Linked DNA regions of Mus musculus: regions 2 and 3 are each linked to region 1. Evidence: chromatin loops called from intact Hi-C (ENCODE). Cell type or tissue: left cerebral cortex. All regions are shown on one strand.

Evidence for each region. A loop is a pair of places that touch in the nucleus more often than their neighbours do. Peaks named below come from ENCODE experiments on the same cell type or tissue, not always from the same donor. Only the 100,000 strongest peaks of a DNase experiment are listed, where the experiment ranks them.
Region 2: a loop joins it to region 1, with 2.5 times the contacts of the local background. A loop is called at or near these places in 3 of 42 quality-filtered maps.
Region 3: it touches region 1 in a loop (2.1-fold over the local background); 7 of 42 quality-filtered maps call a loop at or near these places.

The regions. Positions count from the first base shown.
Region 1 is chr6:113,884,789-113,892,788 of GRCm38, reverse strand. It overlaps Atp2b2 (ATPase, Ca++ transporting, plasma membrane 2), which reads left to right and starts at 1,250. Exons shown (of 20, transcript NM_001036684.3): 1 at 1,250-1,536. In left cerebral cortex, no CTCF peak of the experiment used is centred here; DNase peaks (open chromatin) are centred at 5,336, 6,603, 7,205, 7,645 and 8 more places; H3K4me3 peaks cover 4,361 bases; H3K27ac peaks cover 4,868 bases.
Region 2 is chr6:113,818,788-113,826,787 of GRCm38, reverse strand. All of the region lies in intron 2 of Atp2b2 (ATPase, Ca++ transporting, plasma membrane 2), which reads left to right. Among named protein-coding and RNA genes, the nearest start is that of Atp2b2, 69 kb to the left of the region's middle. In left cerebral cortex, a CTCF peak has its summit at 4,181 (motif pointing left); DNase peaks (open chromatin) are centred at 3,541, 3,709 and 4,167; H3K27ac peaks cover 715 bases.
Region 3 is chr6:113,757,507-113,765,506 of GRCm38, reverse strand. Atp2b2 (ATPase, Ca++ transporting, plasma membrane 2) reads left to right here. Exons shown (of 20, transcript NM_001036684.3): 14 at 1,863-1,969; 15 at 2,551-2,742; 16 at 4,652-4,865; 17 at 6,173-6,384; 18 at 6,481-6,588. Among named protein-coding and RNA genes, the nearest start is that of Sec13, 21 kb to the right of the region's middle. In left cerebral cortex, a CTCF peak has its summit at 3,666 (motif pointing left); DNase peaks (open chromatin) are centred at 3,414 and 3,628; H3K27ac peaks cover 285 bases.

The DNA.
Region 1 (8,000 bases):
TAGAGTCTTAGCACCCCACCCCTTATGCACATGTGCGCGCGCACACACACACACACAGAGAGAGAGAGAGAGAGAGAGAGAGAGAGAGAGAGAGAGAGAGAGAGAAGAGAGAGAGAGAGACCCTGCTTGGCTGGGGTATATGGGACCCTCTGAACTGTCTAGCAGTTGGTGATGGTGGTGTGGTCCTGCTCAAGGGCCCTCCCTGCCTTGGGTTCTGCTCTGGCTCTCTCCTTCCTCGGCCCCTCTGTGTGGCGGGTTCTGAATTTGGTGCAGTGCAGACTTTCAGCTTAACGAGACAAATTGATATTCCGTGCCAGGCGGAGATGGAGCAGCAACAGGACGCTCGCTGGGAAAGACGGGCGGGCGGCTCCTAGGTGGGCAGAGATGGGGGTGGGGAAGGAGGCAGGGAGGCAGCTTTTTCTGGACCTGGCTCTAAGGGCACTCCCCTCCCCTTGCCTTGCCCCTCCTGCACCCACTCAGGCTGACAGGTGTTCCACCATGCCGGCCTTGAAGGTCCTTCTATAGGCCACACACATCCAAGCAGGACGCCACTCCTGAGGTGTGGGGAGGCATGGCCACAGGGCACCTTGGCTAGTGGAGGAAGTGAGAGAGAGACACCTCATTCAATGAGACCCCCCTCCCTCACCTGGCTATCCGGGCCTTAGCCCCACCTTGTCTGGAATTAAAGAGGAGTCCACAGGTCTGCCCTGTGAGATGAGAGAGAAGGTAGTGAGCAGCTGGATGGGAGAGTCCATTCCCTCGGACTCCAAAATGGGATCACTCTGGACTCCACAGACGCACTAGTCCAGTGCGGTCACCCCCAACTCCTCACAGATACCTTGGCAGATACTGGGAATGTGCTAACACTCCGACAGAGAAATGGCCTCTTCAAGGGTTCTCCTGACTGGACCCATCCCCACCCTGGAGCAGGTGAGCACACCCAGGCAGCTTGTGGGGCTGCAGAGGGGTGTAGACAGTGACATCCAGCAGCTGGCTGGAGAGTCTGTTCCATAGACCCTGTCACCATAGGTGCATTTAGGTGTTCTCCCTTGTGCAGTCTTTCTTCCAGGTATAGAGCCATCCTGTCTGCATCCAGGGAGCCTGGAAGCCCCGACCCTATCTAACAAAGTAGGAAGTGACTTAGGGAAGGCACATAAAAACAATGCCTCCTCCTTTGCTCTCACCGCCCCCTTGCTCGTCCTGGGCTGGGCTCTGACCCTCCCCTTCGCGTGCCCTTGACACGGCCTCCTGTGCGAGGGGAACGGGCCTCTCCCTAGGGCTCTGCGGGCGGCCGCGGATGCGTCCCGTGGGAGCGATGCCCAGAGCCGCGCTCCCAGGCGCGGGGTGGTTCGGTCCGCGCTCGCGCCCCTCCCCCGGCGGCCGCGCCCCCCCTCCCCCCCAGCCTCGGGAGCGATGGTACAGTCTGCGCAGGGACCGGGCGCGCGGGCTGGGCTCAGCGCGGCGCCAGCTGCCGCACCGCGATTACGGGCTGCCCGCCTGGAACCCGAACCGATCGCTGGCGATTGCCTTAGCCAAGTAAGTAACCGGCATCTCTCCCCTCATCCAAGCATGAGAAAATAAAAAATAAAAAGCGCCCGGCCCCGCTCTCCCCTTCCTCCCTCACCTATTTTGATTTGATTTGATTTGATTGCATTTCCCGTTTTTTTCCCCCAGTGCTGATGGTGGCGGCGGGAGGAGGGGGGTGGTAGGAGCTTGGCTTGTTTATCTGGAGGCAGCTGGGGATGCTTGGGAGCCCGGGCTGAGGGACACTCTAGGGTGAGGGGTTGGGGTGGGGGCTGGGGACCGGAGCAAAGAGCCCCGTAGGAGGGGATGCAGGGTCTCAGGTGGATGCTGGTGGCCTCCAGACTGCACATGCCCCCAGGATGTTATGCAAGGGCTAGTGGTGGCAGCCGGTCAGCAGGGACACCAGTCTCCTCTTGAGCCTGGTCCCTGGGAGACATAGAGTACTGGAAGGTGTCCCAGGAAAGCTGCAAGGGGAGGCCCCTATGAAGGGTCTCTTTGATGGTGGGCTGCTGTATACAGGGATCTACTGGATGAGGAGAGCCAGGCAGGTGGTGGCAGGGATGTGTCCCAAGTCCCCTCCGTGGCAGGCAGGGGCAAGAGTGGGTGGCCAGGCCATTTTGCAGCAGTCATGCTAGATGGATGGTGGAGTTGGCACTTTAAGCCCGGAAGCACAGCTCCTCATCAGCCTGCTTGCTTAGGTGGCCCCTCTGAGTACTGAGACACCTGGGGCTCCTCCCTGCCTCCCTGCAGGACCTGAACCTCCCTCCTATGGTCGTCAGGTGCTGGCAGCCACCCCCTTTAAGCCAAGTAGCTGACCTCTGCTCCACATACTGAGTGGGGAGGGGACCCTTCAGCTGGCCGACCCCCGTCAAGGGAGGTCCCCTCAAAGGCTGAGCCTGGCTCGACCTTCAGAAGGGTAAGTGAGTAGGCCAGTCACCAGCAGAGCTGAGAGTAGAGGGTCTCATTGTGAGGCTGAGCCTTAGCAGTGTAGAAGGGGCTCCCCTCCACTGGGCATTGCTCTCCACATCGCTAGGAGGAGGCAGAGCTGACGTTTGGGGCATTTCCCAGAGCGGGCGGTTGCCATCCGGAGAAATTCTCTCTTTTGACGTGTGCAGTAGGAGGGGGCTTGGAGCGCAGGCCTTTGAGCTTGGGGCTTCCGCCTGGTAACTTCCTTGAAGGAGCAGTGGCAAGGAGGGGCTGCGGTCTGGGGAGTCCGCAGAGGGAGGAGGACTAGGAGAGGATGCTAATGGCCTCCCATTTATCCACCTTCACAACCCAGTCGTGAGCGAGGGTGCATGCCTGTGCATAGATTCACTCCTGCATACACATGGACTAATAGAGAACCCACAAGTAGTGCATCATACATGTTCAGATCATACATGTGAACACACAATGCCTGTACCAACAGATGAGATCTGGCCTCTGTGCACACAGCATGCATCTCTGGCTTCTTAAGACCCCGTTCTATGCACACCCCAGTGAGTATAGCCTGCCCCCACATGCTTGCAGCCCTCACACACACAGGAACCTGCAGCAGCTACCCTGGTGTACTATATACCCATGTGGGATGCCCCAGGAGTGCAGTTGACAGGTGCATAGGACCCAAATGCCTGTCAACACAGTGCCCTGGAATGTGCCCACAGGTGAATGACAGAGTCACATGTAAGACAGCAGTGGGCATAGCTGCTGCACCTCTGCAGACACTATGTTGCCCTCTCAGCTTCAAGAAGCAAAGGTGGCCCTAGGAGCCCTGGGGAGAGGACCCTGGGGAACTGACTATGAGGCCAGAAGGACTGTGGATCCTGAGTGGCCACCTCAGCTTCCTGAAGGCCTGAGGGGTGGGTCAGCCCATGTTCCCGAAGAGCAGTGATTGGACTGAACAAGGCCATCTGTGGTGATTGATGGTCTGCAGAGAAGGCTGCCTGGAGTAGGGAGGGAAGACAGGGGTGGGGGTAGGTGCAGTGGCTGCCCATTGGTCAGACCACCAGCAGCCGGCAAAGCCCACTAGCCCTTTCTGGAACCAGGAAGCCAGCCCACTATCATGTGGCATCTGAAAGCCGGAATTCCTTCAGTAGCCTCCAAGTTGGCTCCAGATGAGGACAGAAAAGCTACCTGTGATTTAGTGTGCAGAGCCTGAGACATCCACCCCTCCTCCACAGCCTGCCCTCCACTCCCGTCACCCAGTCTTAGTGGGAACACTAGTAAATGTCACACCCGCTAGCATCTGCAGAGCTCTTTGCCCTGTACACATTACTTCTGTGCAATTATCCTTAGCGTCCCCATGTCTCAGGTGAGAGACAAGAAGCCACCAACCAAGGTCACGCAGCTGGAACTGTTGGCACCTCTTTGTGAGCCATCTAGCCCCTCTGGTATGAGGTCAGACCCAAGACAGAAACCTGAGAGGTGATAGGTACGCTGTCCCCAACAGGGGTGGCTTTCTGTCTCTGGGCTCCGTGTTAAGAGCATTGGGAGGCCCTGCTGGGCTCTTTCAGACCTCACAAAAGAAGCAATGGTGGCCCGTGTGGACCCTGAGTGTCCCAGTGTGTTGCCTTCAGAATCAAAGAAAGAGCACCCAACTCCACTCCTGGCCACCTGTGTGACCTTGGATGCACATTGCAGCTCTCTGCCTCTGAGTCTCCTCACCTGTGGTCAGGTTTCCTGCCCCACCTTATCCTGCAGCTGTCTGAGAGCTGGGACACTGTCAAGGGCTGTGTGCAAAGAAACAGCATCAGGATCAGCAGGCAAAATAAGGGCCAAGTCCAAGGTCAGAGGAAGAGACAGAGAGGAAGGGAGAGGAGGGGCTTGAAGGGTCTCTTGCCTTGATGGCCAGAGGTCATGGCGTGGGTGTGTCAGGGAGTCCCATATCTGGCCCCTTTCTTAATACTTCAGGAGATCTGGGCTACTGTTCCAGGTACATCCCAGTCCCAGCCTTTCCCCTGAACCACAGGAACTCAAGGGAACCAGGAGAGGCCTAGGTGGGCCTGGATGCCATGTTGGAAACAGGTCTTGGGAAAACGGCCCCTCCTATCTTAAATCTTGTCTCTCTATATCAAGGGGGTTAAAGTGAACTATTGAGAAAAATTTTATCTACTGTGTTACCAGCCTATAGGATATATCGGATATATGGGAGATATAGGGTATATAGGATATATAGGGTATATAGGATATATAGGATATATTGGGTTGGGAACCCAAAAATATAGGAAAAGGCTTCTCCTATTGTCCTCAGCTCCCAGCATTGCCAGTACCCAGCTGAGTGTCACATACACACACGTCACTGGGGTGGTCAGACTCTCCCACCATTACCTAGAGCACTGAGTTCATTGTGGGAGGCAGGTGCCTCTCAGCCTAGGATCTGGGTACCTGACCCATCCTGCTCTTCCTCCAAACCAGATCCTTGGGCCTGCAGAGGTCCATTTCTTCTTCCTCACGGAAGCCTCAGATGAGGAAGTAGTTAGGGAGAAAGGCCCCTGGGCAGAACAGTCTGCCATGATGCTTACGTAGAGATGATAGCTGGCAGGGGAGTAAGCAAGGCACTGCCAGGTTGCAGGAAGGAGGACAGAGCCTCAGGTCTCTAACTGACAGCAGAAGAATAGCAGGGCCCACTTCTCAAACTAACATGAAAGAGACTAAAAGGAAACAGGAGCTGGCTGAGAGTGTGGTTCTGCCAAGGCACCATGAGAATGGATGACGGAGGAATCATAGAGTGTGGTTGGGAGGACCTACTGGGTGGGAGGACCTACTGCAGCAGACACCACTATCACGAGTTGCCCTGGGCTAGCAGTTTTGATGTCAATAGGAGTTGGGCAAACCTGTACGCTGCCCACGACTGCTGTCTGCTCATAATAAGAATGGATGATACAGTAAGCCAAGGATCCGCCCTGGCAAGAGTGCTAAGGCACTCAGCGTCCAATAAGGAGCCCTGTGATGGAGGCTTGCATAGTTGTAAGGCCTTAAGAGTATCACACGCAAGCTGGGACCCTCTACAGGGCTAGAGAGCTGCAGACATGGACAAGGACCATGGTGTTGGGAGTGAGAAAGCAAGCTGTCAGGGCACAGACAGGACAGATGAAGAAATCTTAGCCTGCAAGTCAGATGAGCTGGAATCCCAAGCCACTGGGCCCTGCCCCATGCATAACAATGGGCTTCAGTGAGTGCCTTTCATTAAGCTGGTGTCTGGTGGTCTCAGGCTGATCCCTTGTGAGAGGCCACCAGGGTGCAAAGCCTGAGATACAGTCAAGTGGTGTGCAGGATTGATGGTGGAGGCCACAGTAGCTGTCACAGCTGTGGCTCTTACTCAGCTGCCACCACAAATCTCTACAAGCTGCATGGCTTAAGCAACAGAAAAGTTTTACTCAGAGCCTAGAGGGCAGAAGCCTGATGTGGGATTTGCCCACTTGGAGCCTCTGGAGGGGGCCTGGGAGAATCTGTCCCTACTTATCCCCTAGCTACTGGCAGTAGTTCTAGTCCCTAGTGATCCTTACCTTGGAGCATGTGGCTGGTCCCTGCCTCTGTCTTCAGGCCCTTTCTGCTCTATGCCCAGTGTCTCCTATAAAGATGCTTGCCCTGGGCTTAGGGCCAAGAATGATAACAAACAACATGTAGCGACTCCTGAGGTTCCTGGACCTGGGTATTTATTGAGTGTTCATAGCTACTAAGAACTGGCTTCTCTGTCACTTGCGCCCACTTTACAGCTAAAGGAAACAAGGTGCAGGGAGGTTAAGATAGCCCCCAAGTTACACAGCAAGTAAGAGAACTCGGATTTGGACACTCATTTCTCCACATTTCCAGAGCTTTGCTGGGGGGGGGGGGCATAGCCAGGATTCCAAAGGGCAGTGGCTCCTGGACCCAGAGATGGTTGCTGCACACGGAGGGAGGAGGGGCCTGCCTTAGTTAGCTACAGGACACTAGCATGTGACAGTGGGTTGAGAGCCACAGTCCCTTCCTAAGAAACACCACCTGCCCCCATGTCCTCATCCGTGGGATCATAGTCACGTACTAACACACTGAGTGGTCCCCTTGTGAGTCGCTGTGCTGTGTCCTCAGTGTTGGTAAATGTTTCTTCCATTTGCTCCGTGGGAGGCGATTGCTTCTTGCAAGTCACATCTTAGGGAACTGGCTCTGCTGTTCAGCTGCGTGTAGTGTCACTAGTGATTTACCCTCCATTTGCACCTCTGTAAGATGGGCACGACACTGGTGCTCGTCTTCCTGGTAGTGGGGAGGGGTGGCAGTGACAGGCAAGGGGACTCAAGTCAAGTGCTCATCCTGGCACAGTCCTTGGATGTCAAACAGAGTCTGTCACCATTTCCTTGTTACAGTTGGCCCTCTAGGAACATGGGTTTCCCCATCTATGGATTCACAACAGCTGCCTAAGAAATGCTCAGCGGGTTTGGGAGACAGCTTTGTCTAATGCCTGTCATGCAAGCATAAGGACCTGAGCTCATATCCCCAGCATCCCCATGAAAATGGGTGTGGTTGCTTGCATCTGTACCCTTAGCACTGGGAAAGCAGAGACAAGCAGACCTTAGGGCTTGCAGTCTGGCCAGTCTATCTGCAGATGAGTGACTCCGGGTTCCGTGAGAAACCCTGTCTCAAAGAACAAAGTAAAGGATAATAGTGCAAAACTCCCAGTGTTGACACCCAGCTTCCATATGCACGTGCACATGTGCACACTCACCTGCACACACGTGACACACACATGCACACACAAAATATTTGAGGAAAGTTTCGAATCTTTACTGAACCTCCCAGGCAGTTTTCTCACCTTTTCCCAAAATAATACAGCATAAGGCCTGACTGTGTGGGGCTGGATATTATCATCACCTGGAGAAGGTTTTAAGTTTATGGGAGGGTGAAAATTAGCCATGGTGACACACACCTGTCATCCCAGCATCGAGGAGGTGGGGAGCAAGAGGATTGGGAGTTCAAGGTTATCCTTGGCTGCATAGCCTGAGCTACATGTGACCCTGTCTCAATCACAACCAAAAAAAGATCTCTGAGAGAATGCTTGTAAATTATATGCAAATACGGTGGTGCTGAGAGGGAAGACCAGAGCATCTGGGGATTGTGGGTTTCCAAGGGGTTCCTGCTGCCTTGTGCTGAAAGTTTTCAAGGCTGCACAGTTCCTCCCTTGGGTGAGTGTGTGGTGAAGTTCTGCATGGAAAGCACTCTGCTGCGTTTCCATAGCATCAGAGAGCCTTGAATAGAAACCCCAGCCCAGTATTGACTGCTGTGCGACCTTGGGCCAGGAACTTGGCTTCTCTGAGCTCAGCATTCTGATCTCTGAAAGTGGGATTGACTTCAGATATCATTGTGGGGTGTGTCTAAATAGGGTCCTGCTCATGCCTGGGTGTGCTGAAGGTGACCGCAGAAGGGCAATCCTAGCTTAAGGAGGAAAGTTCTGGGTTTAGAAAGATCCTGTGGCTCGGTCTTTTAATGGTGTGACAGAACCTGTAGGAGGAGCCACAAGTGAATGA
Region 2 (8,000 bases), 66 kb after region 1:
CCCTGACACTGTATAGCCTAAGAGACCCAGAGAAGATTAATGACTGTCCCTCATACCGCACAGCTGCAAAGCGGAAAGGCCAGTCATTGGGTGCCCTGACATGTCACTCAATGGCCTCAGGACAAAAAGAAGATGCTATGTTTTACCTGTGCCTGACCCATCGCTCCCATGAGATTTTCACCCAGCGTGTGGTACCAGGCTTCCAAGTCAGTGCAGTAAACCAAGGGAGATGGCCCCTGGTGCCTCTGCTCACTGTCAAGTGATGATACCCTTATAGCTAAGAGCACAGTCACAGCTTGGTAAGTGAGCAAGAGAAGAGGTGGTCACTGGGGAGACATTACCCTGCAAGGACATTCTAAGGACATTCTGCATACTCTTTGATGGTGCCCCTGCCTCAGCTTTGGAAGTCAGCATTTACACACCAGGAAACCAATGCCCACAGTACTGTAAGTTGTTGAAGACCATACAATTTGAAGATGGCAGAGCCCGGGTTCTAATTTGAGCCCTCTCCCCACCCCCCGCCCCAGAGCCTGTAGCCATGGTGAAAGGGGGCTTGCAGGGTTCAAAGAAGTTGCCTCTCAAAGCAGCAGCATTGGCAATCTGAGGATGTGGCTCACTGTAAGGTACTTGCCTAGTGTGCACAAAGCCCTGAGGTCAGTCTTCAGAAACAAATAAACAAGGTGTGGGGTGCACACTTGTGATCCCGGCACTTGAGAGATGGAAACAGGAGAGTCAGAAATTCAAGGTCATCCTCAGCTACTTATCAAGTTCAAAGCTAGCCTGGGCTGCAGGAGGCCTGTCTGAAGAAAAACAATATGAAATAACAAAGGTGGTGATATGATGCTTTGAACAACTCAGGCTGCCCATCCAGGCACATTAGTGATTTGTCTTCCTGACTCTCTGTCTATCTCTTTCTCTCTGATTGTGCTATTTAGTTCACACTGTCCTCGAACTCACTGCGTAGCCCAGGCTAGCCCAAAAATCACTTGGCAGTCCTCCTGCCTCAGCATACCAAGTGCTGGGATTTGCTGGTGTGTGTCACCATGCCCACTCAGGGTCTTCACTCAGAACGTGGAAAACCCCCATTCTTTCGCGACCTCCCTCATGACATTTTATCCAGCCAGAAAGGCCTAAATTCGTGTTCATGGATTGGTGCCAGGGATTAGAGCCTGGACTTTAAACCCAAAGGAGGGTGTCTTTATAGCTTCATGCCTCAGTTTCTCCATTTTTGAAACAGTTCACAAAATGAGGTCACAGGCAAGCCATGAGCCATGTAGGATAAACAGTGGGAATGCTATGATCATTGTCACGGTGTGGGCCAGCCATGGGTCAGATCTGACTCCTCTACCTGCCTGACCCACAAGTCCTCATGAGGACTGTGAACCTAGGAGCCCCACCCCCACCCCAGGAGACGAGGAACAGATGCAGCTTCTACAGCACACTCCACAGGGACTCACTCTCAGCTGGTCACACTCAGTTGCCTTCACACCTGGCTCCCTGCATCTCCCAGGCATCCCCCTAAGGTCCTCAGAACTCTTACATTGTGAAAGTGCATCCATTGCTACAGCATGCCTCCTAGCCTGGTCTTTAAGCTGCCATCTGTAAGAACAAGAAGAACCCGGTATCCTGGAGTTCTCCCAGGAGCAGCCTCAGGATGGAGAGGTCACAAGGCTTCCTGGTCAAGGCTCGGGTGTTCAGTGCACATGTGCACAGCAAGCCTGCCCCTGGTCTCCACAACCCTGGGGGTGTGCCTGGAGCCTCTCCTACCCTGCTTGTTAGCGAGAACACAAAGCCACTGAGAGCGAGCTCTGGCACAGAGGGGATGACCAGAGGAGACCCCAAGTGTCCCCCCCCCAAAATTTGAATCCATTTCACAAAAACATCCACCTTGGAGAAAAGGCCAATCTGCAGACAAGCATTGCCTCTTCCCTCTGGTTCTTCCTCGACATGCATGTCTAGGAAAGGCCATGTGCTTACTAAGCATCTACTGTAGTTCAGAACAAAACAGGCCACTCTGTCCATGTGCTCGTGAAGATGACAGCTGACATGGGAGCCAGGTAGAAGAAAAGCACTTGGATTGTTGACTATGGGAATGGAAGAGATTCTTGGGGCAAGAATAGCATTAGAAAGGGAATCCACCAAGCCAGGCGGTGGTGGCACACGCCTGTAATCCCAGCACTTGGGAGGCAGAGGCAGGCGGATTTCTGAGTTCGAGGCCAGCCTGGTCTACAAAGTGAGTTCCAGGACAGCCAGGGCTACACAGAGAAACCCTGTCTCGAAAAACCAAAAAGAAAAAAGAAAAAAGAGAAAGAAAAAAGAAAAGAGGGCATTCCCAGCTAGGGAGCACCACATGCTAAGGTCCTGAGGCCTACACTGTGCCGAAGCCTCAGGAAAGAGACCAGCAAGCGTCACCGGAGCATAAAGGTGGAGATGGGGCAGTGAGACACCAGAGGACAGCAGGGACCAGGGATTGGGTCGTAGTAAGGATTGTGACTTTTAACTGTATGTGATAGGAACCACCAGCATGTAACAGATAAGGATTTAACACAAACACAGTGCACCTTCCATACACTCTGAAGATGCAGACCGAGGATGGGAGCAGAGACCAATTACTGAAGCTACCCAAGGGACAGCAATGATGATGACCTGACCGTGGGAGTCAGGCAGGAATCATCTGGCCAGGGATACTTTTTTCTTTGGATAGAGTTTTGCTAGGTGTATGCAGTGGGGTTAAGAGGATGAAGATAGCCTGGTATACCCTGGCATAATGGTGGCACACACCTTTAATCCCAGCACTCAGGAGGCAGAAGCAAGCAAGTCTTTTGAGAGTTCAAGGTCAGCCTAGTCTACATAGTGAGACCCTGTTCCCCTGTCCCAAAAAAAAAAAAAAAAAAAAAAAAAAAAAAAAAAAAAAAGAGGTAGGGATGGTCCTGAAAGAGAGCTATAGACAAGACACAAGGGGGAAGGAGAGATGATAGGGTCATCTGCTGAGTACCTACTGTGTCCCTGGCTTGCCATACCTTGTTTGCATCTTCATGCCCATGACCTAGGCACTATCCTAGCCATGCCATGACAGAGCTGAAATAATCCAATCAGGAACACACAGCTCACAAATAAGGCTAAAATATTAACCCAGCGATACGGTCTCCAGGTCCATTTCATCTAAAAGTTGTATAGGGGGAAAAAACCCTTCATTTTCATAATTAAATCTTAAATTATTCAGATGAAACATATTCTCCTGTTTAAAATTCACATATTCCAGTCAGAGCAAATCACCACAGCCAGTCCCACTGCCTCTTCCGAGTCAGCGCCTCCTTTGTGAGTTTAGGTCAGGTCCTTGCATATCTCGCACATACTTGCAGGTGTGTGCATCCAATGGGATGTAGCATTTTCTGGTTTACACGGATGGAGTCGAACGGCACATAGTGTTCTAATGCTTGTCTCACTCATCAGGTTTCCTCGGAGAAACTCCTATGTGAGGGAACATAAACGGAGCTCATTTTTAAAGAACTGCCATGTAGTATATTATTGGCTAGATGCACTACAGTTTTTTTAGCCCACTCACTTTCCAAAGACAGAAACTCGGTTTTCTATAAATGTAGCTTTTTAAAAGGCTTGTATGGGTTTTTTTTTCCTCAAAATATAAGGCTTTTATTTATGCTAATGGAAGAACCCACATCACACTGACAGCACAAATATTTAGCAACACCAAGCCTGGTGACTACATTCTCCAAATCCCCTCAGGTGCCTTGGAGTTAGCTCTCATCCACAGCCAAGGCTCTGTATAGAACACAAGGCTGGCTCCGGAGCTGCCAGAGAGTGGCAGAATCCTTGCCTTTGACTTAGGCACTGGGTTCTGATGCAAAAAGCTACCAGGCATGGAAAGGGCAGTCACAGAGCCTCCATGATCTGGGCTTTAGCTCTGTGTCACGGTCGGCAGAAGGTAGGCTGCTCTGCTGCTGATTCGGTGTGGCTAGCATCAGAGCTCAAAGGAAGAAAAGAGTATCCTGCCCTGGTTCCACATACTCATCGTGTACCTAAGACATACCATAATCACCCTTTTTTATCTTCAACAAGTAGAGTCAGGTTGTCCTTGGGCGCCACTTTTGGAGAATGGAATCTCAGAGACAGGCACCCACCTGCCTATTGTCCATTGTGCACGGCGCCCCCTCCTGGAGCATCGGGAAAGTGCTGCTTACAGTGTTTTGAAGCCTGCCACCTGTGGAGGAAGGCCTGCCGGGCGGCCATTAAAAAAGCTGATAACAGCTTCTGGGCCTCTAATTTTTTCTAAGGGGAGAGGACAAGCCACCAGGAGACAGGCTGAATAAAGGGTCTTCTGTGAGGTTAACAGATTATGAAATGCCCACAAAGCTTTGTTTGAAGGAGACGACTACCCTGTTGGTCACACCCCCTACATGTGCATTGCATGGAGAGGGTCAGGGTGGAAGGGCAGATCCCTTCTTGTGTTCAAGCCCTCTTCTGCAGCTGAAGCATTCTACTTAAAGAGAAAACCACTTTCACGGTGAGTGCCTCAGTTTCCCCACTGAGTGACTATGGCGCCATGCACAGTGGATCCGAGGGAGACCTGGAGGAACTTTGGGGGCACAATGTGCCGATCAGTATGACTCATATTTCAGGTGAACAGCAAGTAATTAATTTACTAGTCATATGTCCCAAATACTGTACAGGACATCATTCATACTAAACAACTTATTTGCTATTTATCCTAAGTGCCAAGTGGCTGCTAGCTGTTTCATCTGAGGACTCATACTCAGGGGCCTAACTGTCCCTTGGTATAAATAATTAATATTTTCACATCATGCAGAGATTCCCACTATCCACCCTCATATCCCCCTTCCCATGAACCCTCTTCCCTGCCCACATAGAACATTCTGGAGCCGTGAGCAGAGATAGCCTCCATAGAAGTTCTACTGTGGAAGATGGGCAGTAACTAAGCTTGGCTCAGATCAAGGACAGGAAGAGATTTAAACCACTAGACCAGTATCTGTGCCTGGGTCAGGTTAGAGGCCCATGAACCCCACCATACCCCAGTGTGTAAAATACACCAGAAGACTCTACAGAGAACCCAGTCAGTGATGTGACCATGAAGTACATTCGTAATCACTAGAGACTCTGGATCCACAAGACTGCCAAATATCAAGAGATAACTCCATGCCCCACCCCACCCCCCTCAAGAACCAGGATATGATCGCAGGCTGTGCACGTGCCTGGCATGCACAGTGAACAGCAGCTAACCCTGCTACCTACCATGGCCCTGATAGATTCAAGCCACAGGGGAGACACATATGTGTACAGTTGTCCCAGAGTCCAAGCCAAGCCTGCATGGCTTCCTGGAAGTCCAAGGCTTTCTGCTGTGTTCAAGTGTCTCTGAGCAGCCTAGATACCCGCATCCCCATCTCTGATCCCTAAAGAGATGAGACAGAGTGGAAGGCTTCTTGGGGCCCCTTTGGGATGCCGAACATCAGTGTCGAGAAGATGGAAGCAGCAAAGTCAGGTCTCAATCAGGGCTTGAGACCCATGCACCCTACCATGTCCCCACCCAAGGCCAAAGCCTAGCCCAAGGGCTAGTGTGAGCAATGTGTGTGAGTAAAGTGTGAACTGGTGATGGGTGGGCATCAGGGAATGGTAAAAAACCTAGGTTGTTCCTGCTATGTAAATCAAGAAAGGCTCTCAGGAGGAGGTGGTAAACTCCCACCAGACTGACAATCAACTGAGGGAAGAAGGCACAGTAGGGGGTCCTGGGTAAGAACCTAGGAGCCAAGACTAAGAAAGCAATGACATGTATGAGCAGAACCTGTGGCCTGGTGAGAAGGCAGCAAATGTGATCTCAAAGAGGCCCCAGGGGACCAGAAGCAGGGTGGCTGTGAAGGTCTGGGGACTCTTCAGAGCGGAGTGAGGGTGAGTCCCTGACTGCTTCCCTCTTTCCCCTCCTCCTGCCCCTTCTCTCCCTGCCGGGGTGCTAGCTGCCTCAGCCCCATGTCTGGGTCGGTCAAGTTCTCAGCCACATGCACTTTCTGCATCAACTGTAGCCTCCTGGAGGCTGTGAACCTGGAAGCTGCTTAGACCCTCCAAGTAGTCAGGCAGGACCCATGGAAACTGGAAACCCTGAAGAAGTGGGCAAAGGGCAGTTCCTTGGGTCCAGACTCTGTGACCCACCACCATGTGATCTGGACCAGGCTGGCCATGGATCCAAGGCCTACAGGTATCTTTTCTCCAGGGACCCTGGGCCCAAGGTCACCTAGCAGCCATTTCCCTACATGTCCTGCCTCTACAGGTCAACAGGTCTACACAGAGCCTGCGCCTCCCACTCCTGAGGAAGTTGGTAACCACACAGATGACAGGGCCACCCAGTGACCTATGTAGCAGGCCAGGTGACACCTGAGAACTTGCATTTCCCCCAGTTCTTGGGAGAGGCTTCTGGTCTGAGGACCACCACACCCCAGTAGCACAGCAAGATTCCAGGGAGTTCTTTCCACCTTGAGACATGGCTCTGTCCAGTTCAGCCAGAAACCAGCATTGGAACCCAGGCATGAAAAGCACTTTAAATGTCGCCATGGCTACAGTGTGAGGCCAGGTTGGGATCCCGTACCTGTAGGTGCATTTTATGTAGGTTGCTAATAATGACAGTACTAGCAGCTGACAACCACTGGGTCCTGTGTTATTCTGAACATTATTATCATTCAGATATCTGGCATAAGAAAATGAGGCCCAGAGACAGAAGGCCACCTGCCCGAGGGCACAGAGCAGGAGCAGTCCAGGTGTCTTACCCTGTTTCATCATTTCAGCCAATTGTTGCAAGTCCCTAGTAGCAGGCTCCTGGGAACTGCCCATTGGGCCAGCCTCTGGCAAGGGATAGTCTATGGAGTCCCACACACAGCCACAACACAGGATTATAACCACACCCTTGGGCACATGTCCAGACACCCACAGTCCCCTGTTCATGCTAGGTCCCAAGGTGTCACCTGAAGCCTCTTGGATGCTGTCTAGTTTGAATGCCTCATGCATCAGTGGGTGGTTCTACAGAGGACTATGACATAACCCAAACTCCAGCTTACAGTACCTTCTAGGGGCCAGCCAGCTGGCACTGCAGGTAAAGGCTCTTGCCGCCAAGCCTGGTAACATGAGTTCAAGGTCCCCAGAAAATATAATAGCTGAATCCTAAGTCCCCACCTCAGCATGCCTTAGGCTTCTTCTGCCTTCCCAGGAAAAGACTAAAGGGCTGCGTTCTTGAGAAAGGTGCACCCCATCCCTGACTCCACCCACCTTAACTCTCCTGTGATAGCCTGTGACCTGGAGGAGCCTAGCCCCTCATGCTTGGCCCTCACGACACTCAGACACACAGCCTTTAGTGGTGAGTGAGATGAGGCTAAGGCCCCCTGTGCCAGCCTATGGGCAGGCCTCAGACCAACCTTTGCCCCAGAGCATGACAGGATCATCCCACAAGCCCATAACCCATCATGGCCAGGGCTGGCGTACGGTAAGGTGGCTGCAGTCTGCCCCTGTGAGAGAGAGGGCATGCTGTGTAGGAGCAAGGAGGCTCGGAAAGAGCACAGGCCAGATCAGGCAAGATTGCTCAGTGGCAAAGGTTCCTGTGTCGCAAGGCTGACAGCCAGAGAGTCCCAGAGCTGACATGAAGGTGGAAGAAAAGGACTTGCTCCACAGTGTTTTCCTCTGGTCTCTAAGCACATGCTGTGGCACACATGTGCTCCCCCCCCCCATCACACACATTAATAACAACAATATAAAGAAGCACAGGCCAGATAGGGCAGGATACTGCTGTGGCCCAATACTGGTGCTCATCACACCAATCTCTTCATATTCAATGAGGGGCTTGATAGTCCTTAGTCATCCATGTGTTAGTGAGGATGGATCCAGCACACAGAAGGACAATGTAGAGGGCTCAGAATGGGTATGCAGGGTCAGGGGGAGTCAGAAGCCAGCCAGGCACAGCTGGGTGGGCTGGGATGGAGGCAGTGAGT
Region 3 (8,000 bases), 130 kb after region 1:
CTGCAGAGGCTTGGGGGTGTGGGGGGGAGACATGAGGAGATTGCGAGACTCTCTTCTGATCATCCAACCTCCTCTAGGTAGCAGTGGGCCTGGGCCTGGCTGGGCTAGAGGTAGCCTAGTCCCTGTGCATAAAACCTTTGTTGTGCAGACCTTCAGGAACCTTCCACAAAGTCTGCTCTCTCATGGCTTGGCGGTATTTGCCATTCTTTGTCATCTGAAAGGTAGCCCATCTTCCTCCTCCATCGGGCCCAGAACTTAGGAAGCTGAGACCCGTAGGAAGCTTCCAGCCAACCCTTATGAGCAGACCCAGAGGATGAGAGGTCCCGGAACAGCAGAAGGCTAGAACACCTTCCCCCACCCGTTAGAGGGTCACCACTCACAAAGCCTCAGGAACCCCAATTACATTCCTGCATCACAGCCCTGGGTCTCAGTACTCCTACTACCCTCTCTGAGGCCTTGATAAGCCTGTCCACTCTGGGTCTCAGTTTCCCCATCTGTAAATGTAAAAGGTGGGGTTTTGACTTCTGCCTGGGATCACCTCTAGGCACCTTAGAGTCACATGTCTTAAACAACAGAGAATCCCATAGCGTGCTCCTGTACAGACCGTGCTACGGGCCCACCCTCATTACCTGGGTATCAGGCATGACAGACCTGATAAGATGCCAATCAGTTAATGTAAGTCTTCCAGGGTCTCTGAAGTCCTAATAATACCATCTGCAATAGACAGCCATCATCAAGAAAATGTGGGCCTCAGCTAGAGCCTCTGGGGTGATGGGCATGTGGGGAACAGGGAAACCCCAGAACCCAGTGCACCCACCTGAATGATGGGAGAAATAAGACCATTAGAGACCAGAGAGAGGCACAGGAGGAGGTACCCAGGGGTGGGAGGTACCCAGGGGTAGAAGGTACTCAGGGGTGGGAGGTACCCAGGGGTAGGAGGTACTCAGAGGTGGGAGGTACTGGGGGGGGGGGTACCCAGGAAGGAAGCCCACAGAGAAGAACATGGTCCACTGTGGGACCAGCTGCTGTGAGGCCAGGAGAGACAGGATGGAGATGTGACCACAAGGAGGCCGCTGGGGAACCATCCATCATAGGGCCCAGTGAGTGTCCAGTGCTGACCAAAGAACCAGGAAGGTCAGAGACTGACCTGCCAACTCCAGAGTTAGGAGTTCAAACAGGCTGAGCCAGAGACAGTGGGATTTGGGTGGGCTGGCAGCCAGTGGGAATAGCCAGGATAACCCTGAGGGACCAGGCATGGAAGCTGGCCTTTGTAAGGGGTAGTTAGAGGGAATGGTACCCCTTACCTGGGAACTTGTTCCCTGCCTTCACAGGCTGCTGCTGTTTGTCTGCCTGGCACAGACAGGGCAATGCCCACACGCAGACAAGGAGGCCAGAAGCCATGGTTTTGACATGAGGGGCAGGCGTAGTTGTGCTCAGTCTGGTTCTTACCAGTTATCGTTGAAGATGTACAGAGGTCAAGCCCAGTGGGTCAGGATGGCAAATGACATGCTCATGGCCTCCCCGCATATGACTGGAGTTCCCAGGCGGAGTGTACTGGAAAGCAGATGTGGGAGTCCCTGAAGATGCAGAGAACTCATGGATCTGGACAGAATAGCTAGAGGGCTGTGCTTCTAGGTAGTGTGACAAAGAGGGCTGTGCTTCTAGGTGACAAAGGACTTTAAGAGCAGACAGTGCTGGAGAATGGGAAGTCCCGAGCCAACCTGGGCTAACGAGGAGCTTGGTGGCTCTGAACAGGCTGGAAAGAGCAGCGATGGAAGGGGCTGGCTGGACAGACAGGACAGGAAGCCATGCTGAGGCTCAGGGCTGGCCATGGGCCCTGATCATACCCCCTTACCCACTAGGCATCATCGACAGTACACACACTGAGCAGCGGCAGGTGGTGGCTGTGACAGGGGATGGGACCAACGACGGGCCTGCTCTCAAGAAGGCAGATGTGGGCTTCGCAATGGTAAGAGGATCTTAAGAGGGCTTCATGTGGTGTCAGACTGGGTCTCAAAGGCGAGGATAGTCAGCTTGGACTACACCACTTCAAACTGGCTTGCAGGACTCCCTACAGACACTTAACACTCATCCCTCTCCATACAACTTGTATGCAACCCAAGCTTTTGAGTCCCAGACTAGCCTCAAGAGGTCTTCCTGGAGGGGGCAGGCAGTGTCCTGCTGGGGTCAGCTCTGTCCTGCTCGGTGCTTAAAGGTCAAGGAGGAATGGGGCAAGGCCAGGCTTCCCAGAAAAGAATGTTGGCCTCAGAGGGGTGGTTGTGTAAGTATGTGCATACCTATGTATATACATATACATATACATATACATATACATATACATATACATATACATATACATATACATATACATATACAAAGTTTGTATGAGTGTATGCATATACATGTGAATGTGTGTATGGTCAGACTGTGCCAGTTCCTTTGAGTCAGGAGTGAGGTGACAGGACTAAGACTGTGTGAAGATAAGACTGGCCAGATAGAGCCATTCACCTCTCCAGCTGCCCTACCAGGCTCCTGTCCCTGTCTCCACAGGGCATCGCAGGCACAGATGTGGCCAAGGAGGCCTCAGACATCATCCTGACAGATGACAACTTCAGCAGCATCGTCAAGGCAGTGATGTGGGGCCGTAACGTCTATGACAGCATATCCAAATTCCTGCAGTTCCAGCTGACTGTCAACGTGGTGGCGGTGATCGTGGCCTTCACGGGCGCCTGCATTACACAGGTGGGTCCTGGGAGAATCACACCAAAGGCTGGGAAAGGGCAGCCTTTAGCCTCCAGAACACCCTAGATTGTTAGCAGCACAACCCTGGGGATGGATACACATTGCGGTGTTCCTCCCAAGACCAGGATGCCATCTTGGACCTCCGTGCAGCCAGTAGCCCTATGCAGTTGAGAAATGAGGCTTGGGGAGGTAGTATGACTCAGGTGGCCCCAGAAATGAGAGACATCGGGCCTCATGGCCTGTGAGGTCTGACCCCTGCTCCAGACATTGGCAGAAGCCTGGCAGAGGCCCCAAGGGAGGACCAAGGGGACCAGTTGCCCAGACAAGGACAGAGTCAGTCCTGTTGTGTGGGATCTTCCCTCCAGAGCAGAGTGGATTCGGAGAGATGGGGTGAGTGGAGGAGGCAGTGATGCTCTGTCTGTCCAGATCACTGCTGCTGGCCCTCGGCAGACTGCTTGCCGAGACACTTGGAGCCCCGTGAGTAAGTACCACTTCACAGAGGTAGAGACAGGCTCAGAGGACAGAACGCTCAGACACTCACTCTGGCTCCTGATGTCTCCTGAAACTCTAACCAGACTGCATCTCCCAGGAGCTGGCTCTCTGGTCTGGAGAAGGAGAGCAACTTCAGCCCTAAGAGGATCTCAGAGGCCTGGGTCCTTCCAGTCACTACCTGGTTACACAATCCTCCTACCCATAGGGGAACCCAGAGTCCATTGTGCAGCGTCCCCAAGAGCCACATGGCCCATAGGACACTGTTTCCTTCTGCGGTGACCGCCATCACGATGATGCACATGGTGGCTGTAGCATTGACCCTGTGTGCCACCTCAGGCCCGAGAGTTGGACTGAGGGTTCCCTGTCTGTTCAGGGGAGGGCATCTTTCCTGGTCTGTGGATGTGGAGCTCCCTCTAGTGGTGGTTTATAGACATCGTGTGACAGCTTCCTGGAGACTGGACAGATGCCAGTTAAGAAAACAGGTTTGGAGACAAGGATCAGTTGGCCCAACATCCCTGAGTGAGCAGGACCATACAGGCTTTGGTGAGAAAATTGTACACCTGACTCTGAGAATCTTGTAATCAGATAAGGCGGAAAAGTAGCAGGAAGCCCAGAGCAGCCCTACTAGGTAGGGTGAGACGGCAGAACAACCAGGGAAGCACGAAGAAGACAGACAGATGGGAAACAGAGGGTAGGCTTCCTGGAGGAGTACTCCATGGGCCAAGGGAAGATCAAGAATAGAACCAATGCAAGAAGCAGAGGGTTATGGGTGAGGCGGACTCTGTGGACAAGGACTGTAGTTGTGAGCGGTGAAGGATGGGTGGGTCAACTTCTTCAGTCAGTGTACACAGAGCATGCTCTGTCCAGCCTGGACCTCTCAGAACGAACCTGATAGTGTCTACACTGGCATGCTTGTGGTGACAACCTGTGTCTTAGCATCCTGTTTTGCATGCTTGACACTTTTTATCATGACAGGGCATTTCACTTGGAGCTGTAGTTATAAAATCCTTTACAATGTAAGATAATGAGAAGAAATAAGGTGAAATTGGGAGGGAGGTCAAGGACAGTTTCTCCAGGACACTGAACCCCTGAGACTGAGGGGCAGAGACTTCAGGGAGTTAAAAAAATGGATGTTGACTTTAGACAGGAGGGGAATAGGAGATGATGTGGCTGAAGTCTACAGAAGTCAGGGAGCTGTGGCCACTGAGCCTGTGGGCCCAGGACTGAGGTGGGCAGCTCATACTGTTCTCCATAGAAGCTCTAAGAAACTGTCCTACATATGCTCAGAGCCCCAAAGCCTGGGCAGCCTGCATCCCGTAGTAGGAACCTGCTGAGACCCTGCAGCGGGTCCATCCTGTACTCTGTGGCTGTGGTGGCTCACCCTGTGACAGTCTTCTTCTCCCTGCCACTGTCGTAGGACTCCCCTCTCAAGGCTGTGCAGATGCTCTGGGTGAACCTCATCATGGACACGTTTGCCTCCCTGGCCCTGGCCACAGAGCCACCTACGGAGACTCTGCTTCTGAGGAAACCGTACGGTCGCAACAAGCCGCTCATCTCGAGGACCATGATGAAGAACATCCTGGGCCACGCCGTCTACCAGCTCACCCTCATCTTCACCCTGCTCTTCGTGGGTGAGCGCCCTCGTCCTCACGCCTCTGAGCTTAGGGCACCAACTTCAGGACATACCATGGCCAACAACGGCTGGCTTTACACATGTCATTCTGTTTCCCCCATGGGGAAACTGTGGCATAGGAGGGAAATGCAGGTGGCAGCACACAGGGAGCCAGAAGTTGTCATGCCCTGTCCCCGGCTGGCTCACCTCAAAGCCAGCAGTAGTGTTAGCATCCGGGACTGATGAAAACTTTCTGTCAGGTTAGCCACTGAGAGCCAAGGTCCTGGGCCAAGCAACCTGTCCCTTCCCTGACCGCTTCTAGGAACCCCTTCTTGCTCCAGGAAGATGTCTTCATGGAGAATGTAGACGTCCTTGGGGAAGGACACACAACCACTTGGAATGTCAGCTCCTTTCTCGGCCCCTCCACTGAGGGCTAGCTCTCCAGCCACTCAGATCCAAGCGCCTTTGCCTGTGTCTTATTCAGTGCTCCTTCATTAAAATAAGGTTCCTGAGATGATTAGCTCAGAAGAGGGGTTCGTTTGGACTCTCACTCTGAGAGGTCATATTCAGATGACTCTGCTGTATGGAGTCAGGGACAAGGCAAAGGGAAGAAACATTGCTCGCTTCATGGCCAGGAAGCAGAGAAAAGTATGGACCAGGCCCCACAGTTCCCTTCAAGAGAATACCCCCTAATGGCCTAAAGTGTCCCGTCAGATTTCACCCTGAAGCGATTCCACCACCTCCCTTAGGGCTAGGGTGTGGTAGAGCCTTTGCTCAGTATGCCTCAAGTCCCGATAAACCGGGTGGGGTGGTGCCTGCCTGTAATCCCAGCACTCGGGAAGCAAAGGTGGGGGGGGGGGATCAGAAGTTTAAGGTCATCCCTGGCTACAGTGACTTCAAGAGCAGCTTGTGCTTCATGCGACTCTGGTTCCACTACCTCTCCATAGCGCCACAGCCTGGGCACCAGGCCTCAAATACATAGGTCTCCAGGCCACATTGGCTTAAGCTGTAGTGGCTTCACTGAAGGATCTGTGTCCTCTCATTTCAGTCACCCTTCATAAGGAATGTTACTCTGTAAGGCCGCTGGCATGCCACCTTTCTCAGATGTCCACAGAAAAGGCGACAGGTCCCAAGCCATTTATCCTCTAGATCAGTGATTCTCAGTCTTCCTAAAGTGACCCCTAGTTCAGTTCCTCTCGTCCTGGTGAGCCCCCACCAGGATATGAACCACTGCTCTAGAGAAAGAATTGTCTCACTAAGCAGGAACCACAGGCCACACTGTGCCCCGTTCCACACCTGAGCCGGCCCCACCCTCTGGCTTGGCAGGTGAGAAGATGTTCCAGATCGACAGCGGAAGGAACGCCCCGCTGCACTCACCACCCTCAGAGCACTACACCATCATCTTCAACACCTTCGTCATGATGCAGCTTTTCAACGAGATCAACGCCCGCAAGATCCACGGCGAGCGCAACGTCTTTGACGGGATCTTCCGGAACCCCATCTTCTGCACCATCGTTCTTGGCACTTTCGCCATCCAGGTACCCAGCCCCCACTTAACCTGGGCTGGGCAAGGCGGTGGCTCCCCGGCCCTCCGTGCCATCTCCGTGTCTGTCCCTCCGATCTCTGACCCGCAGATAGTGATCGTGCAGTTTGGCGGGAAGCCCTTCAGCTGCTCCCCACTCCAGCTGGACCAGTGGATGTGGTGCATCTTCATAGGCCTGGGAGAGCTCGTCTGGGGCCAGGTGTGTGGCAGGGGAGTGGGGGGAGGGGTGTTGAGCCAAAGGAAGAGGAACAACAGGATTGGTCCTAGAAGTGACATATAGCTACTGCCCATACCAGGGAAGGCCAGTCCCAACACTGGGCATCAGAGCAATAGAGTCCTTTCAAGTCTCCAAATGCAGGCCACGTGGGTACCAACACTCTGATTGTGACCTTTTATCTGTATTTCACTGCTGCTGGTATTTTCTTTTCTTTTTTAAATTGTAGCAGTTTCTTTTAACTTAAATTTATGTCCAAAGGCAATGCTATTATTACTGGCATGACTTGCCAAAAGTGGAAGCTTACAGAAAATAACAATGTCAGGAAGAGCTGCCACAGCTCGGAACCTGAAGCCAACGCGCTAAAAGGGGGATCATCTATTGGTATCCTGAAGGTAGTGACCTGTGGTGCCAAGCAGGGTAATATGGCCCATCCTGCCATATTAACATGTGACTTGAGGTGGTCCTGTGGCTATCTAGGCATCTCCTAACTTGACCCTGGAACATTCTTTCACTTGGTTTATTTTCTACCTCTTCCCAAGTTCTAGGCATACATACACATGTTCATGCACATACACGCATGCACACATGTACACGCACACGCACACACGCACACGCACAAATGCACGCATATGCACACACCATCACATACATCATCATACTGCTGACAGCTTGAAATTCCAGTCTTCTGACTCGGGACCCTACATGGGAGAAGTGTCTTTGTCAGCTCTGAGCTGACAGTTCTATTCCCAAGGTGTCCAGGTATCTAGGTGCCAGAGGCCTAAGATGATTCTCTTCTTAGGTTGTCCCCAGGCTAGACTAAGAAACCACAGTGGTGGGCCAGGTATGGTGGTACACACTTGTAATCTCAGCACTCAGAAAGTTGAGGCAGGAGGATTGCGTATTTGAAGGCAGTGTGGTGGGCTACATATCCAAACCTTGTCACAAAGAATAAATAATAAAAGATAAAGAGGAGATGGTAGAAGAGTAGGAGTATTGTGATGAATGCCTGTAACCCCAGAACTTGGAAGGTTGAAGCAGGAGGCTCACCACTAGTTTGAGGCCAGCCTAGACTACACGGTAAGACCCCATTTCAATGGGAATCACTTCCCAGCCTTTGGCCAAGACTAAGTGTAGAAATTACAGTGGCAAATGTGAACTCAAAGATCAAGTTCAGATCCATCCAAATGTCCTTTGGCACTTCTTTGGAGCGTTAAAAGCTAAGTTTGATTAGGACCCTTTTCCTGTTTCCTGGGCACCTGGGGCCTGCATCCTGAGAGCTCCCTCAGCATCCAGGGGAATACACCCATGAGCAGTGAGGTTGATGCCAGTAACTAGCACTGACCCTGAACTCCCAGAAAGCCCGAGTGTGTGGTCCAGCCCTTGCCTGTCCTCAC